Linked DNA regions of Homo sapiens: region 2 is linked to region 1. A link is a contact called in ENCODE Hi-C data. All regions are on one chromosome and are shown on one strand. Each heading gives the region's core, a stretch centred on a gene start or an enhancer-like site at or near the end of the contact. The rest is flanking DNA. Distances are from core to core; before and after follow the strand shown. Region 1 holds the start of C1QTNF9B (C1q and TNF related 9B). Region 2 holds the start of LINC00566 (long intergenic non-protein coding RNA 566).

What was found. A loop is a pair of places that touch in the nucleus more often than their neighbours do. Pooled maps may share reads with other maps.
Region 2: a map of heart left ventricle shows a loop between it and region 1 (8-fold over the local background). The contact joins the promoter of LINC00566 here to the promoter of C1QTNF9B in region 1. A Hi-C loop is called at or near these places in 15 of 168 maps with a recorded cell type or tissue (GM11168, GM13977, GM18951 and 9 more), 3 of 37 single-sample maps with no recorded cell type and 16 of 50 pooled maps.

Annotation. Positions count from the first base shown.
Region 1 is chr13:23,893,876-23,901,613 of GRCh38, forward strand. C1QTNF9B (C1q and TNF related 9B) reads right to left here and starts at 3,627. Exons shown (of 5, transcript NM_001007537.3): 1 at 3,543-3,627; 2 at 3,247-3,351; 3 at 2,946-3,131; 4 at 264-326. The coding sequence starts at 3,111.
Region 2 is chr13:24,328,272-24,336,009 of GRCh38, forward strand. It overlaps LINC00566 (long intergenic non-protein coding RNA 566), which reads left to right and starts at 3,179. Exons shown (of 2, transcript NR_131903.1): 1 at 3,179-3,265. It also overlaps the pseudogene NUS1P3.

The DNA of each region.
Region 1 (7,738 bases), core at 2,377-4,876:
ATGCTTATTTATGGAGCATCTACAGCTTCTTTTCACTACAAGGGGAAGTTGAGTAGTGGTGACAGATCTGTGTGGAGTTGAGAATATTTACTACCCAGCCCTCTGCAAAGCCTGCCAATCCCTGCAGAATCCCCCCATCTGGAGAGTAAGAACTGTGTTGCCTTTATTATAAGATTATAATCAGCATGGAGGACTTGTCCATGGTAATATTGTTAAATAGTCGACAGCTCAGAATTAGAGCACCATAAATAGGAACTACTAACCTCGTTCTCCCTTCTCTCCACTCGTCCCATCCTTCCCCGGGCTGCCAGGACATCCTGGTTCTCCTAGGTGGAAAAGCAGAAAACAGGCATGAGTTGAAATTCCATTTCTGATTTTTCTGGCCATTGGTCTCCATCAGCCATGTGTTGGAGAGTCTGGGGGTGACCCCCGCCCTGACGGGCACTCTGTCCTCCACACGAGCGCAGGTGGAGAGAGGCAGGCATGAGCGGGCATCTGGGGTGCTGAGCTGCGTGGGATAAGTGACCTAAGAAATGAACTGAGTGACTTCCCAAGCGCCCATCTCTAGGACGTGCCTAGAGCGCACAGCAAGACAGGACGAAGAGGGAGTGTGTGCAATGGGGACTGACTGTCACAATTGATTGTGTTCCTCTCCTGCGACAAGGACTTGGGACGTGGTCTGAATGTTGGAGGTGCGAGGAGGTTTCCTCACTCTGTTTCTCTTCCATTACTCTTGAGGAGAGTGGAATGGAAGATTTACTAGGCTCCTATGAAAACACAGATGACTATGGTTACGTGACACTATCCCAAGATAGAAGAGAGAGTTCTGGAGGGATCCCTCTAGTGCCTTACACTGGGGGAAATGCTACTAATCGAGCTGGCAGAGAACATCAGGTGAGTGGGGCTCTGCTGACTACACTCAAGTCCTTGTGCTCAGAACAGGCCCCCCTGAGCTCCAGGTCGGCGTGCTATCCGTCAGCGGGTTGAAGGTGGCTCTGGCTATGGCAGTAGAGTGCTCATTGGGCCACAGCTCACCCCAGACTCTGGCTTCTCACAAAGCAGCAGAGACTCCCATACTTCAGACCCACTGACGTGGCTGTGGGGCGACAGGCGCAGGCTGGGCCGGCTTGCAGGTCCTGAGACAGGACTGACACAGGCAGACTTATTTCTGTCACGATGTCTGTTCTCCTGGGACACCAGCGCTCCTGAGTGGGGCCTTGGTCAGCGTGGGACCTCTGAATGGAGGGGGCTTATCCCTACATTTGCCCCTCCCTGCGCTCCCCTTCCCTCCCCTCTACTGGCTGCTCCCCTGTGTCTTCCTCTCCTTCCCTCTTTTTGTTCCCCTGCTTGGCTCTCGTTTCTCCCATTCTCTAGAGCAGTGGCCTCTGAGCTTTCATGATCACGCACCACAACTCACAAAGCATGAACACAGACCCCAATCAGTAGACATTTATATGTTTCTACATTATGCACAGGTAGTATATGAAAAATATGTTTGGTATAAAACATACACAAAAATACACTTTAAGATGGTAAGATAAAAATGAAGTAAATTTTTAGTGTGAGCAATGTGATTGAATGTCCTTCTAAGAAAGAATATATATTACAAATAATACTTATGAATTACATAGAAAAAATAGATATAACATTTGCTTCTAAGAAGTATGTAAAACTTGAAAGAATGGACATTGGTGAGCAGAGGAGAGAAATTCAACACGGAAGAGGTAGAGAAATTTGGTATTGAATATAGAAGTGTTTGTCTTAGTTCTCTGTATTTTGTATCACCTATTTATCTCCTTTTATGTGTAATATTTTATAACAAAAATTTAAAAAATGAAAATCCTAAACATTCAGAAATAAAATACACACAGACACAGACATACACACACACACACACACACACACACACACCACTGTGGTCACAGTGTGAGGGCAGAAGACCTGATTTCATTAAGGGTAAGGTTTTAGTATTCATTTGGACTGGGCTATTTGCTACCGGGGGACTGGAACAGTCTCAATGAGCTGGAGATGTGAGGAGCCAGGAGAAGACACCTCACAGAGCAGATGTGCCGGTTAGAAAGAAATAAAGTTGCTTCCTGGTGACCCTTGGCTTCATCCAGCCCATTCAAAAAACTATCAGGCCACCAAATGCCATAAAGTGAGACATGTTAGAAACACAAACTTATTTGTAAAAAGGTCCATAGAAGTTTTGATATTTTCTTTCTAATGCCACTGAACTGTGCTCTTAACCCAGTGAATCATTCTGCATAAGTCTTAGATATGTGACCCTATGGTCAAGACCAGGCCTCAAGAATGGTACCCCATTCAGAAACCAAGTCTATTGGTTGTTGTTATGGAAAGCACTCAGACTTCCAGGCTTTGGCAAATCTCCCTCCCAGAGGATGGATTCTGTCCCCAGATCCCCAGACCCTGCCTAGGTCATAGATTCATAAGCAGCAGCTGTATGTGTCATCTGTCACTCCGCATCTCCTGCTTCATGACATGATATGGTATTAGCTCTCACCTGCACTGCAGCTGGGTGCTTGCTGCCAAATAATTCATGATCAGATCTCTCTATTGGCCTCGTGTTGCCAAAAATCCAACATACCTGTCACCTGAGGTGGGAGGATCCATGACATTGTATACTACTGAAAATGTCCTGCGGTGTCAGAGATGAGAGAACCCAGGAGGGCAGGGGTCATGGCGATCTGGCCCTGTGCTCTCCACCAGCACCTGGCACAGAGTCTGGCATGGAGCAGACCCCGTGAGTGTTGCTGGGCAGATGGGTGGATGGATGAATGGGGTCAGGCTCCAGTGAATGTTGCTGGGTGGATGGATGGATGGGTTGTGAGTGGGTAGGTGGAAAACCACACAGATGATGAGTGAATGAGATGAAAGTAATGAAGAGAGAAGCTCAAAGGCAGCCGAAGCCGTCAGGTGAGTACCTGCATCGCCTTTGTCACCCTTCGCTCCGTCTCGTCCATCTCTTCCAGGCAGACCATTGTGACCGGGGTTCCCAGGGATTCCAGGGTGCCCTTGCCTGCAGGTGTCCTGTGAGTTTATGTTCCCTGTGCAGATTTCAATGGCAAGCAGAAGCCACCAGATCCTCATGGTTCAGATGACAGACTGAACTGAAAGAGGGAAACAGAAACCCAGAGGAGAAACCTTTGTTGCTGGGGCCCTGGACACAGCCTCCGTTCTGTGCAGTGGGAAATGGATGAGCTGTCCCCTGCCCCAGACCCACACCTGGACAGACTTGGCAGAAGACTCAGGGCAGGGGAGCAAGCTGGTTATTACCAGGATGACATTGTCCTTGGAAGGTAACACTTGTGATTGGAACCACTCTTCAAGCTGAACGGGCAATAAAAAAAAGCCAAGTTTAAGGTCAGGATACTCTTCCGTTCATCATTTCACTTTGAAGAAATCACTTCTCTTAACCACAGACCAATGCTTACTTATCTCACAGGACTATTGTAAAAATCAAATTTTATCACAATATGCATAAAGGCACATGACAAATAGTGAAGCAAACATAGCATTACCATCTGATCCAGCAATTCCACTGCTGTGCATCTACACAAAATAATTGAAAGCAAGGACTAGAACAGATGTCCATGTTCGTAGTTGCATTATTTTCCATAGCAACCCAAGGGTCCCTCAGTGGATAAACAGATACATGCAATGTGGTAGGTCCATACAATGGAATATTCTTCAGCCTTAGAAAGAAAAGAAATTCTGACATGTGTTACATGAATGGACCTCGAGAACATTATGCTAAGTGAAACTAGCTAGTCACAAACAGACAGACCTGGATAACTTCAGTTATAAGAGGTTCCTAGAGCCGTCAAACTCATATAAAGAAAAAGTAGGATGATGGTTGCCAGAGGTGAAGAGAGAAGGAAATGGGAGTTGTTTGATGGGTACAGAGTTTGGGAAGATTTTAAAAGAGTTCTGGAGATGGGTGGTGGTGATGGTTGCACAACAAAGAGAATGTACTTAATGCCACTGAACTGTGCCCTTAAGATGGTTAAGCTGGTTAGTTTTATGTTATATATTTTTTTTACCACATTAAACAATTAAATTAAATTTTTAAAAAAGTAAAGCATTCCAAACAGTCTTACTGTAATGAGAGGTATTCTTTGAGTCAGGGTCTTGTTTTTCTAGGAGGCCACTGTGAAGAAGGGCCACACACACAGAAAACATCACCTAGTTCGGGAGAAGTGCATTTTCAAGTCCTTTCCTCTGTAGACACTGCCCCCACCCCAGGTTATCCATGCAGTTTCCCCCGCAGCAGGAGCTAAGACAACGCTTGGGCAGTGCTCCAAACGGAGCAGCAAACGCAAGGCCTGGAAGGAAGATGAAACGTGGATGGCTGGGCCTCCTGACTCAGCAACGCTCCCACTCAGGGCTGTGGAGCACCCTGTTACTCTCCCACATGGCGCTTGTCATGGCAGGGGCTTGACACTTGTTTACATAATTGTAGGATGAAGAATCTGACTCCCCGCCTGACTGTATTTCCTCATTATTGCCTTCCCAGTACTCAATATTAAACTTGGAACAGCAGATTGAACAAATACTTGTTGAATGAAATTAATGTATCATCATGGGAGATGTCTTAGGATATATATATAATTTTTGGAGACAAGGTCTTGCTCCATCACCAAGGCTGAAGTACAGTCATGCAATCACAGCTCACTGTAGTCTCAACCTCCCAGCTCAAGTGATCCTCCTGCCTCAACCTCCCAAGCAGCTGGGACTACAGGCATGCACCACCACACCCGGCTAATTTTTTTTTTTTTTTTTTTTGAGATGTAGTTTCACTCTTGTGACCCAGGCTGGAGTGCCATCTCTGCTCACTGCAAACTCCGCCTCCCAGGTTCAAGCAATTCAGCTTCTCGAGTAGCTGGGATTACAGGCGCCATCACCACGCCCGGCTAATTTTTGTATTTTTAGTAGAGACGGGGTTTCACCATGTTGGCCAGGCTGGTCTCAAACTCCTGACCTCAGGTGATCTGCCCGTCTTGGCCTCCCAAAGTGCTGGGATTACAGGCATGACCCAATGCCACTGGCCCTAATTTCTCTTCTCTTCTTTTCTTCTTTTTTCCTTCCTTCCTTCCCTCCCTCCCTCCCTTTCGTTTTCTTTCTCGCTTTCTTTTTTTTTTTTTTTTTTTTTGAGACTGGGTCTAACTCTGTTGCCCAGGCTGGTCTTGAATTCCTGAGCTCCCACCTCAGTCTCCCAAAGTGCTAGTATTACAGGCTAAAGCCCCTGCACCTGACTTTTAGGATTTAAAAAATTAAAGTAAAACAAAAACGTGGGCCTAGTGCAACTGGTCAGAACCCAGATCCTCTCACAGTGCTGATAGCCACGTAAATCTGCACATCTTTCTGGAAAAGTTAAAGAGCAAAAGACATCTATGTCTTTCACCCTGTATTCCTATCCCTAAAGTTCTTCCTAATGTTCCAAAACTGTGTGCCAATTGTGTGCCATTACCTGCAGCATTATCTATAACAGGTGAAAAAGTGCATACTACATACTATGTAACAATAGGGGAAAGGTTTACTATGTGTAATAGTATGTAACTGCTGCAATAATCATGAAGGTCATGTAGAAATATGTGAATGATATATGTTGTGCTGAATTTTGATAGCAGACTAAAATGCCATGCACATTATAAATGTACTTAACGACTGTATGAATATTGACAAAAACTCAAAGTGAGTATGTGCAAATAAAGATGGTTGCTTTAGAATGCGGGGCAGTTATGGGAGCTTTTCATTTAAAAAATGCTTTTTTATAGTGCCTACACAAATATTTCTAGATTTTGAAAACCAGCAAGACTCTCTGTCATCCAAAGACTGTATTGCCATCTGGTGGAAATGTCACAGGGTGCAGTCTAATGCAAATGGAGTATTTTTAGAAAAGGAAATGCAGATGTTTCTCTTTGAAGTCACAAATCCGCTCCATTCCAGGAAATTGAGTTGAGTTTTCTTGGAGCCAAATTCCATGAAGAATATACATGAGCCTCCTTTGTTAAACTCAGAAGTGGCTGGAAACAGTCAAATCGAAATTCCATCAACCAAACTTTGTTGAGGGTTCTATAATTTTCATTTTAGCCTTTCAAAATGTGGAGTACAACTATTCCAGGAATAAAATGATCAGAAGATCATAAAGGTGTCAGGTTAGGATAAACTCCAACTTGCTCTCCAGGGAAGAAGCCGCCAGCCTGGAAGCAAATGGTTACTCTTCTGTAATTCTTTCACTAGCTTTGCATACTTGATGTAGGTAGAGTCTATCTAGCTTGTTTATACAGCATGTAGACAACCTTCAGCAAATGATTTTGATTAACTAATATGCGTTCTCCCAAATACGCAGCAAAGTAAGTTGTGGCACTATTTCTGTTCTATTTGTTTGCTTGTTTGTTTGTTTATAGAGATATAGTCTCATGATGTTGCCCAGGCCAGACTCGAACTCCTAGGCTTAAGTGGTCCTCCTGCCTCAGCCTCCTGAATAGCTAGGATTAGAGACATGGCCACCACCCAGCTCAGCACTATTTATTCATAAGAAAATTTAGAAAGTTTATACCTCCTATTTAGCCTCTTCTTTAATGTAGAACATTGAGGGTTTGCACAAGGAATATAGAAGAAATTATATTAATGTTATTTTGAAAAATAAAAAATTACATTTGTGCCTCTCACAAAGTTATGGGTTGGACTCTCAGTTTCATTAGTTCAACTACAGTTACACTCTCGACTTTTTTAATTCTGGGTCTGGTCTTTTTCCAGGAGTGCCTTCTGGAAAGAGCTAGGAGCCTCTTCTGTCTCCCATCTTTCCCTGCAATCACCCACTCTCTCTCTCATCTGAATTACTGTCCTCCCCAGTCCCCACTTACTCTGTACACCACACCTAGACTAGTGATCACTTAGTAGGCACCAACCTGGGTTAGAGCTTTATGAAGATGGTGACTGCATTTTTCTACTTCCTTATTTTCAGTGCCTTATTTTCAGTCAAGTATTTGTTGAATGAATCAATGCAGGCATGCAAGAAATACTATCCTGGTTCCAAATGTGTGTGGACCATCACTTGGGAAGGTGACTGGGTATCAACTCTGATCCTTGTCAGTGCTTTTGTGGAGTTACTAGTTATCTCCAATACCCCTTCTCACCTTCATCCAGAGTAATAGAAATTTTGGCTGGGCTCCTAGCCCCCCACGATAGACTGCACTCCCTAGCCTCCCTTGCAGCCTGGATATGACCGTGAAACTAAATTACGGGCCATGGGAATGAGCAAAAAAAAAGTGAGGCGTGTAATTGTGTGCAATGACCGGCCTTAAAGGGTAAGGGGGTGCCCTTTCCCGCTTCCTGTGTGGGGGTGAGCATGGCATGGTGAACCATGTGGGACTCCTTGAAGGAGGGCAACAGAGTTTGGGGACAGAAAATCCCTGGCCTCAGATGACTCCACAGGCCAGACCTGTCCTGCCAGCACATCTTTGACATGAGCACATGAAACAGAAATAGACTTCTACCTTGCATAAGCCACTGTTATTTGGGGTCTTGACACACAGCTGAGCCCACATCCTGACTAATACAAGGCGTGCACTGCCCAAGGTGTGGCTGCTCATCAGAAGTGAGGAGGCTTGCAGACTACTGTAGTCAGCCAGAGTGACAGCTGTTGGGGACTCACTGAGCATAAAACCCTCCCAGTAATATATGTAAAAAGGAACAACAGTCACTGCCTTAG
Region 2 (7,738 bases), core at 1,929-4,428, 430 kb after region 1:
CGCTCACCTCCTGGCTCCGCGTTCGGTTCCACACCTGGAACTGGATTTGGCGGCGCTGCTGCCGCGCCGCCTCTGCCGCGGTCCTAGAGCCGCTTGGCTTCACGCTCCGCAAGCATGGAACAGCCCTCACCACACGCACCCGCGCGGGGGGTAGTGCCTGCCCGCAGCCCACCACCGAATGCGCTGGCGCGCGGACGGCCCTTCCCTGGAGAAGCTGCCTGTGCGCATGGGCCTGGTGATCACCGAGGTGGAGCAGGAACCCAGCTTCTCGGACATCGCGAGCCTCGTGGTGTGGTGTATGGCCGTGGGCATCTCCTACATTAGCATCTACGACCACCAAGGTATTTTCAAAAGAAATAATTCCAGATTGATGGATGGAATTTTAAAACAACAGCAAGAACTTCTGGGCCTAGATTGTTCAAAATACTCACCAGAGTTTGCAAATAGTAACGACAAAGATGATCAAGTTTTAAATTGCCATTTGGCAGTGAAGGTGCTATCCCCGGAAGATGGAAAAGCAGATATTGTGAGAGCCGCTCAGGACTTTTGCCAGTGAGTAGCCCAGAAGCAAAGGAGACCCAAAGATTTGGATGTAGATATGTTAGTTTACTCAGTTCAAATGGTTGTCCTGATCCTGATTTAGTACTGAAGTTCGGTCCTGTGGACAGCACACGAGGCTTTCTTACCTGGCACATCAGATTGACTGAGATTGTCTCTTTGCCTTCCCATCTAAACATCAGTTATGAGGACTTTTTCTCTGCCCTTCGTCATTATGCAGCCTGTGAACAGCGTCTGGGAAAGTCGTGGTCATTGGTTGCATAATTCCATTTGAGGCTTATGGAGGAAAGGACCCAAGTGACTCTGATGTTTAGAAAGCACCTATGAAACCCTGTACACACCTAGTTCATAATCTTCATAATTTATCAACAAACAAAAAAGTGTCTTACTTGAGAGTGAGTGTGTGCGTGTGTGCGTGCACACATGTGCACGTTTGTATGTGTGGAAATAAACATAAATGGGGACGTGTTGGAGAAGGAAATACATAGACCTACAACTTTGAGCATATAGCAGTGATGTTTTAGGAACTGAAATGTCACACTTAATAAAGTCTTCAGCCCAGCTACTTCCCTGTTTTCGTGGGGAGAAGAGGGCCTGATTAGAACTGTTCTGGTTGTGTTTGGCGGGAGGGGAATAAATTTTGTTCAGTCCTTCTTAGTGACCAAACTTTAATTTTTAAGAATAATATATTGACTTACTGAACTGAAGCATTCTGAGTTGAAAGGAGCTCCAGAGGAAAGGAGTTCTGTGTTGCTCACATGTTAAAAGCTTGCTCACCTTCAGAGCAGAGGGAATACCTATCTTCAGATATCCGCCCATTTTCATCTCTTCATTATAGTCAAACAGTGTGACTTGAGAGTGTTGCTCTGGTGTCTGTATTCTGGCTTATGAAGATTATTTGAAAAACAACTCTTACTACATTGAAATGCAGACTTTAAAAAATTTAAATATGCGGCCTGGCGCGGTGGCTCACGCCTGTAATCCCAGCACTTGGGAGGCCGAGGCAGGCGGATCACGAGGTCAGGAGATCGAGACCATCCTGGCTAACACGGTGAAACCTGGTCTCTACTTAAAATTCAAAAAATTAGCCTGGCTTGGTGGCGGGCGCCTGTAGTCCCAGCTACTTGGGAGGCTTAGGCAGGAGAATGGCGTGAACCCAGGAGGCGGAGCTTGCAGTGAGCCAAGATGGCGCCACTGCACTCCAGCCTGGGCGACAGAATGAGACTCCCTCTCAAAATAAATAAATAAATAAATAAATAAATATTGGATTAGGCAGTCAGAAAACAAACCAAACAAGCATAAAAGGTCAATAAGTTGTAATCTTAAAAGTAAAGGTCAAAAACTCATGATAAGTGGAAAAAAAGTTTTGATTTCCTTTTTTGTTTGATGGGCAGTATGCCATATTATACCCAAACTTGGTTTAAAAAATATTCCCATCAACTATTTTTATTTAAAATAAACATTTGAGGGAAGTTACCACGGCAACTTTTTTTCCTCAAAAGTAACCTGTTCCTCTTTGGAACTGCACATTTTAGGGGCATGGTTAATACCTGAGATTTTTACTCAGTAAACCTGATGGTTACCGTGTGTAAAATATCTTTAAGTAGGATTGAAGGCCTCTGTGGGGAATAAAATATTGCCAAAGCCTATAAAAATAAATTTTACATGTTCTCTTTTATGACAGAGAGCAGCACTGGTTCTGTTATTTTTAAAATGAATAATTGATTTCTTGACTGGTGTTTAATATTTCTTTCCTCACTGCTGATTCTTAGATAGAAACCATTATTTATATTTGATAGACTGTTTTCAGAAAACTCTTATCAACAAGTGTACAATAGTTATCTAAAACTGTACATTTAGAATGGAGGAGTTTAATACTAGATCTCGGAAGTTTGAAAAATAGCAAAGAAGACTGGATTTGGAAAGCATGGTCTACAATTGCTTGTCAAATTCTGAAGCTATGAAGAATAAATGTTTCAACTTTAGATTATGAAACCCCATTTATGATTTTTTAAATACACTTGAAATAAAAATGATTGAACTAAATTTTGGTCCAGTGACATTACTTTGCACTGCATAGCCTATTATACATTGTAAGTCTTTTTGTTTTATTACTGAGATTTTTCTGTAAAGCTACAGCATATCTAATCAGAGAATTTCTGATTTGTTTCCTTATACTGTGATTATGTTATATTGAGGCATTTGTAGTGCAGCTTAAGACTGAATTTATGCTTTTTGTAAACATGATCGGTGTAAATGTCTTATAAACATTCTGGAGTATGTATAGCTTTAATGAATGAAATTTAATGGACCTGATTAAAATGAAGGGATTTAATCTTTGTTAAAGTGAAGTTAGTGGAATAAATTACCTACTGGAATATAGTCCAAGCCACTAAAGGTTTAATATTTGCATTTTTTTGCTTTTATTTTCTCCTTCCATTTATAAGTATATACTTGAAAGTACATCTGTAGCCTATGACTTGAGTCTCTTGAACTTCTAGGAAGAGGCAAACTACAAACTACCAGGATTCTGATTTCAGATATAGGCATTCCAGAATCTTCTCTTTATGAGTTCACCTGCTAGTACAATCTCCATAACTTGAATGGCATTGGTTGTTCTATAATTGCTGCCAAAATCATCACAAGCTGTACGTCATCAAGGCTCCCTTTGCACTCCCAAGAAGAACTGTTCATTTTAAACAAAAGTGTATGTCTTTATTTGTATTGGAAAATATTGTCTTTAAGTTGTTTCTTGTTGACACTCCCCTCAGTGGAAAAGTTACCAAATTAAACCTGTTTTATGGATGGCAGCTTGGAGCATAGCAAGAAGTTGGAGGATTTGAATTCCATTCCCAGTTCTCATTGTGTTTTGTTTCTTAAAACAATAATAATTGATTACTGTTATAAAGTTTAAAAGGTGGTTTTAATGTGAATAGCAAATTCTGGTATATTGTGACTAACGCTTAAGAATGCCTGTCTTTGAGAGGAAGGTGTTATAATATTAATGAACAGTGCCAAATACACTGTGCATATCTACAATTTAATCTTTGAATGTATGTTACTGGATTAGCTCCCTCCTCCTTCTTTGTGATGGTGCCATGCACAGAGTCAATCAAATCCTTGTGATGTTTTGTATGGACTTTAACAACATGTAAATAATGTGTAAAGCAAGTTTTTATGATTAAGGAATCAAATTTATTGAATTTTATTATTGAAAGTTGAAACTTAACATGTATGAACAAAAACCAATAAAAGAATATACTCTTTTCATTGACTATAAAAAATTATTTATTTTTAAAAATTCCACAAATACCATACATATTTATGGGATACACAGTGATGTTCCTATACATACAATGTATAGTCATCAGATCAAGGATATTAGCATATCTGTCATCTGAAATATTGATCATTTTTTGTGTTGGGAGAATTCAATATCCTCTTTTAGCTATTTGAAAATATACATGCTTGACTATAATCATCCTACAGTGCTATAAAACATTAGAACTTATTCCTCCTAACTGTAATGTTGTGTCCTTTAACAAATCTCTCCCTATATCCCCCTTCCCTTTCCACCCTCTAATAACCTGGGTTCTACTCTTTACTTCTGTGAGATCAACTATTTTAGCTTTTACATATGAGTGAGAACATGTTTAACTTCCTGTTCCTGGCTCATTTCACTTAACACCATGTCCTCCAGACTCATCCATGTTTTCGTGGAGGACAAGACTTCATTCTTTTTTATTGCTGAATAATATTCCATAATATGTGTGTGTGTGTGTGTGTGTGTGTGTGTGTATAAAATCACGTTTTCTTTAGCCATTCATCTGTTGATGGACACTTGGGTTGACTCCATAGCTTGGCTATTGTGAATAGTGCTGCAATGGACAGGGAGTGTGCACAACTCTTGGATGTACTAATTTTCTTTCCTTTGGCTCTTTACCCAGTAGTGGGACTGCTAGATCATATGCTAGTTCCATTTTTGTTTTTTTGAGGAAACTCTATACTGTTTTCTATAGTGGCTGTACTAGTTTACATTCCCACCAATAGTGTGTAAGAATTCCCTTTTCTCCACCTTCTCACCAGCATTTATTATTTTTTTGTATTTTTGACAATAGCCATTCTAACTGAAGTGAGATGATACCTCACTGTGGTTTTGATTTGCATTTATCTGATGATTAGTGATACTGAACTTTTTCCATATATTTGTTAGTCATTTGCATGTCCTTCTGAGAACTATCTGTTTGAATCATTTGCCCATTTTTAATTTTTTTTTTTTTTTTTTTTTTTTTTTTGCTGTTGAGATGTTTGAATTCCTTGTATATTCTAGATATGAATCCCTTGTTGGATGAATAGTTTGCAAGTATCTCTCACCCTATGCGAAAGTTAACTCAAAATGGATCAAAGACTTAAATATAAAACCTGAAACTATAAGAACTACTAGAAGAAAACACAGAGAAAATGCTTTACGACATTGGTCTTGGAAAAGATTTTATGAATAAGACCTTAAAGCACAGGCAACAAAAGCAAAAATAAACAAATGGGATTACATAAAAGTAAAACGCTTCAGCATACCAAAGGAAACAATCAATATAGTGAAAAGAGAACTGACAGAATGGATGAAATGAAGACTTTCAGAACCAAAGCATCCTGAGAGAGTGTCCCACTGAAGACCTACACACAACAGCCCACTAAGAGGTACACTTTGACCAAAAGTAAATTGAACCTGGGAAGATGGAATAAGATACATGAAGCTCGGGTGAGCAAAGAAAATGCAAGATAATACAGGTAAATCTGAAGGAGCACTGAGTGTGTAAAATAATAATAATAATAACTAATAATGCAGGTAAAAAAATACTACTGAACTAAAACCTTATAGAAGATAAACACTAACTTATGATTTAAGGAGAACAACAACCTCTTAACCTAAGAATACGAGAGAATTTCCTTATCCTGATAAAGAAGATTAAATCATATAGAAAGTATTATCTTTCATTGTAAAATTCAGTGCTACTCTAAAATCAGCTCTATTTTTATGCCTCATTGTGCTAGAGACCCTAGGAGCACATTGTGGGAAGAAAAGAAATCTGTTATAGGGTCTAAGAAGTAAAAAAAACTAAGCTATTATTATGTGCAGAATATTTTTGAAGAGGAAATTCAAGATAATCTAGAGACAGCTATTAGAATTAACTAGGGAGTTCAATGAATTGCAGGATATAAATTCAGCATAAAAATTACTAGCAAAAATTAGATAAGTATATAAGATTCCATTAACAGTGAAAAATCCCACAAGGTTCCTAGAGATACATGTAATAATAATGTGCAAGATGTTTCTAATAGGAGGAAATGGGTAAACTTTCTTGGAAGGCATGAAAGAAGACCTAAGTGAATGGAGAAATATGCCATATTCATGAATGGAGAGACTCAATAATGATGAAAACTATCATTACATTGATCTAAAGATAAAATGTATTTCCAAAATCTTTTCCCAAAATGTGTTTTTCATGCTGATTTACAAAATTAACATACAAGAGCAATGAGCCAAAAATAGCCAAGACATACCTAAATATAAAGGCGAGAGAGATAACAGATATCACAACTTGTTTTATAGAGCTACAAGTCTTAAGAGAGTGTGATATGGTTCAGGGATGGGTAAATAAAACAATGAAACTGAGGCTACAGCTAGAAAAAGAACCATGAATACATGTGAACTTGGTATATGATGGGGGCATTACCCCTCAATGGGGAAGGGGTGCACTACTTGGCACGTGGTGCTGGAGCAACAGAAAACAAATTCATCAAGAAAAAATAAGTCACAGGTAGGTCAACACCTACATGTGAGAATGCAAAGCTGTAAAAGATAACATGAGTTTATACTAATATCAAAACAGGAGGAACAGTCTGAGGTATCAGACACATTAAAATTTAAAATTCTGTTCAGAACAAGGCACCATCAATAAAGCAAAAAAATGTACATGCCTCAGTCTGAGAGGATATATTTGCAATCCACATAACCAATAAAGTATCACTATCCAGATACATAAATAGTTCTGAAAATCAGTAAGAAAAAGGCAAGCGACCCCATGGAAAAATGAGCAAATGATAAGAAACAATAAATATCAGGAGAAAACAATGGGCAATAAATACGTGAAAAGTGGCTGAACTTCACTGCTAACACTGAGAAACACAAATTAAAACAACTAGATGCCATTTTTCACCCATTAGAGTGTAAAAAATTAAGAAGTTTGATACTAATGAGTGTTGCCATGAATCTGTGGAAATGGAAACTCTGCTGCTGGAAGGCGTATAAATTGGTATAACCACTTTGGACAGCAAAGCAGCAATACTTAATAATAATGGCAATGATAGCACTAATGTTTAATACTTATTGAACATTTATAAAGTGCCAGGCATTGTTAAAAGCTGGTGTGGAAAGCTGACAACACACATTCCCAGAAGCCAGGGTTCTTTCTGCAGTGGCCTGGCCCAAGATCCCCTGCACACGGCACCAGCAGACACAAGCAAGGCTGCTCGTGGTATGGTGGGAAAGCAGAACTCATTTGCAAGTTCCTGAGTGGGGAAGGATCACTAATCTGTGCCTCATTGGCATGACAGAATATTCTACTCTACTTAACAGAAACACACTGAATTGATATCCATCAATATGGATAAATTTCAAAAACTTGATGTTGAGTGAAAAAAAGCAAGTTGCAAGAATCTTTACACCATTTTGCCATTTATGTCATCTTTAAGGCACAAAAAATATGGATGCAAGCATGTGATAGAAAAGTACAAACTTGTAGGTGGGAAATACAGACACCAGCCCTCCTCCATAGCGAGCTGACAGCCGGCTGGGGAGCTGCTGGGGTCCTCCATCCATCCATCTGTCCATGCATCCACAGGAGCCAGGCCATCTCCAAGGAGGGAACACCGGCTAAGGGAAGCAAGAGCCAGCCTTGAGGAGCTGGAAACTGGAGGAAGATTATTCTAGGAATTCAAGGACTTATGACATTTGAAATCTATTAATGTCATTTGTTATGATTCATTATACATTAAAAAGTCAGGAAACAGCAGATGATGGAGAAGATGTGGAGAAATAGGAATGCTTTTATATTGTTGGTGGGAGTCTAAACTAGTTCAACCATTATGGAAGATAGTGTGGCGATTCCCCAAGGATCTA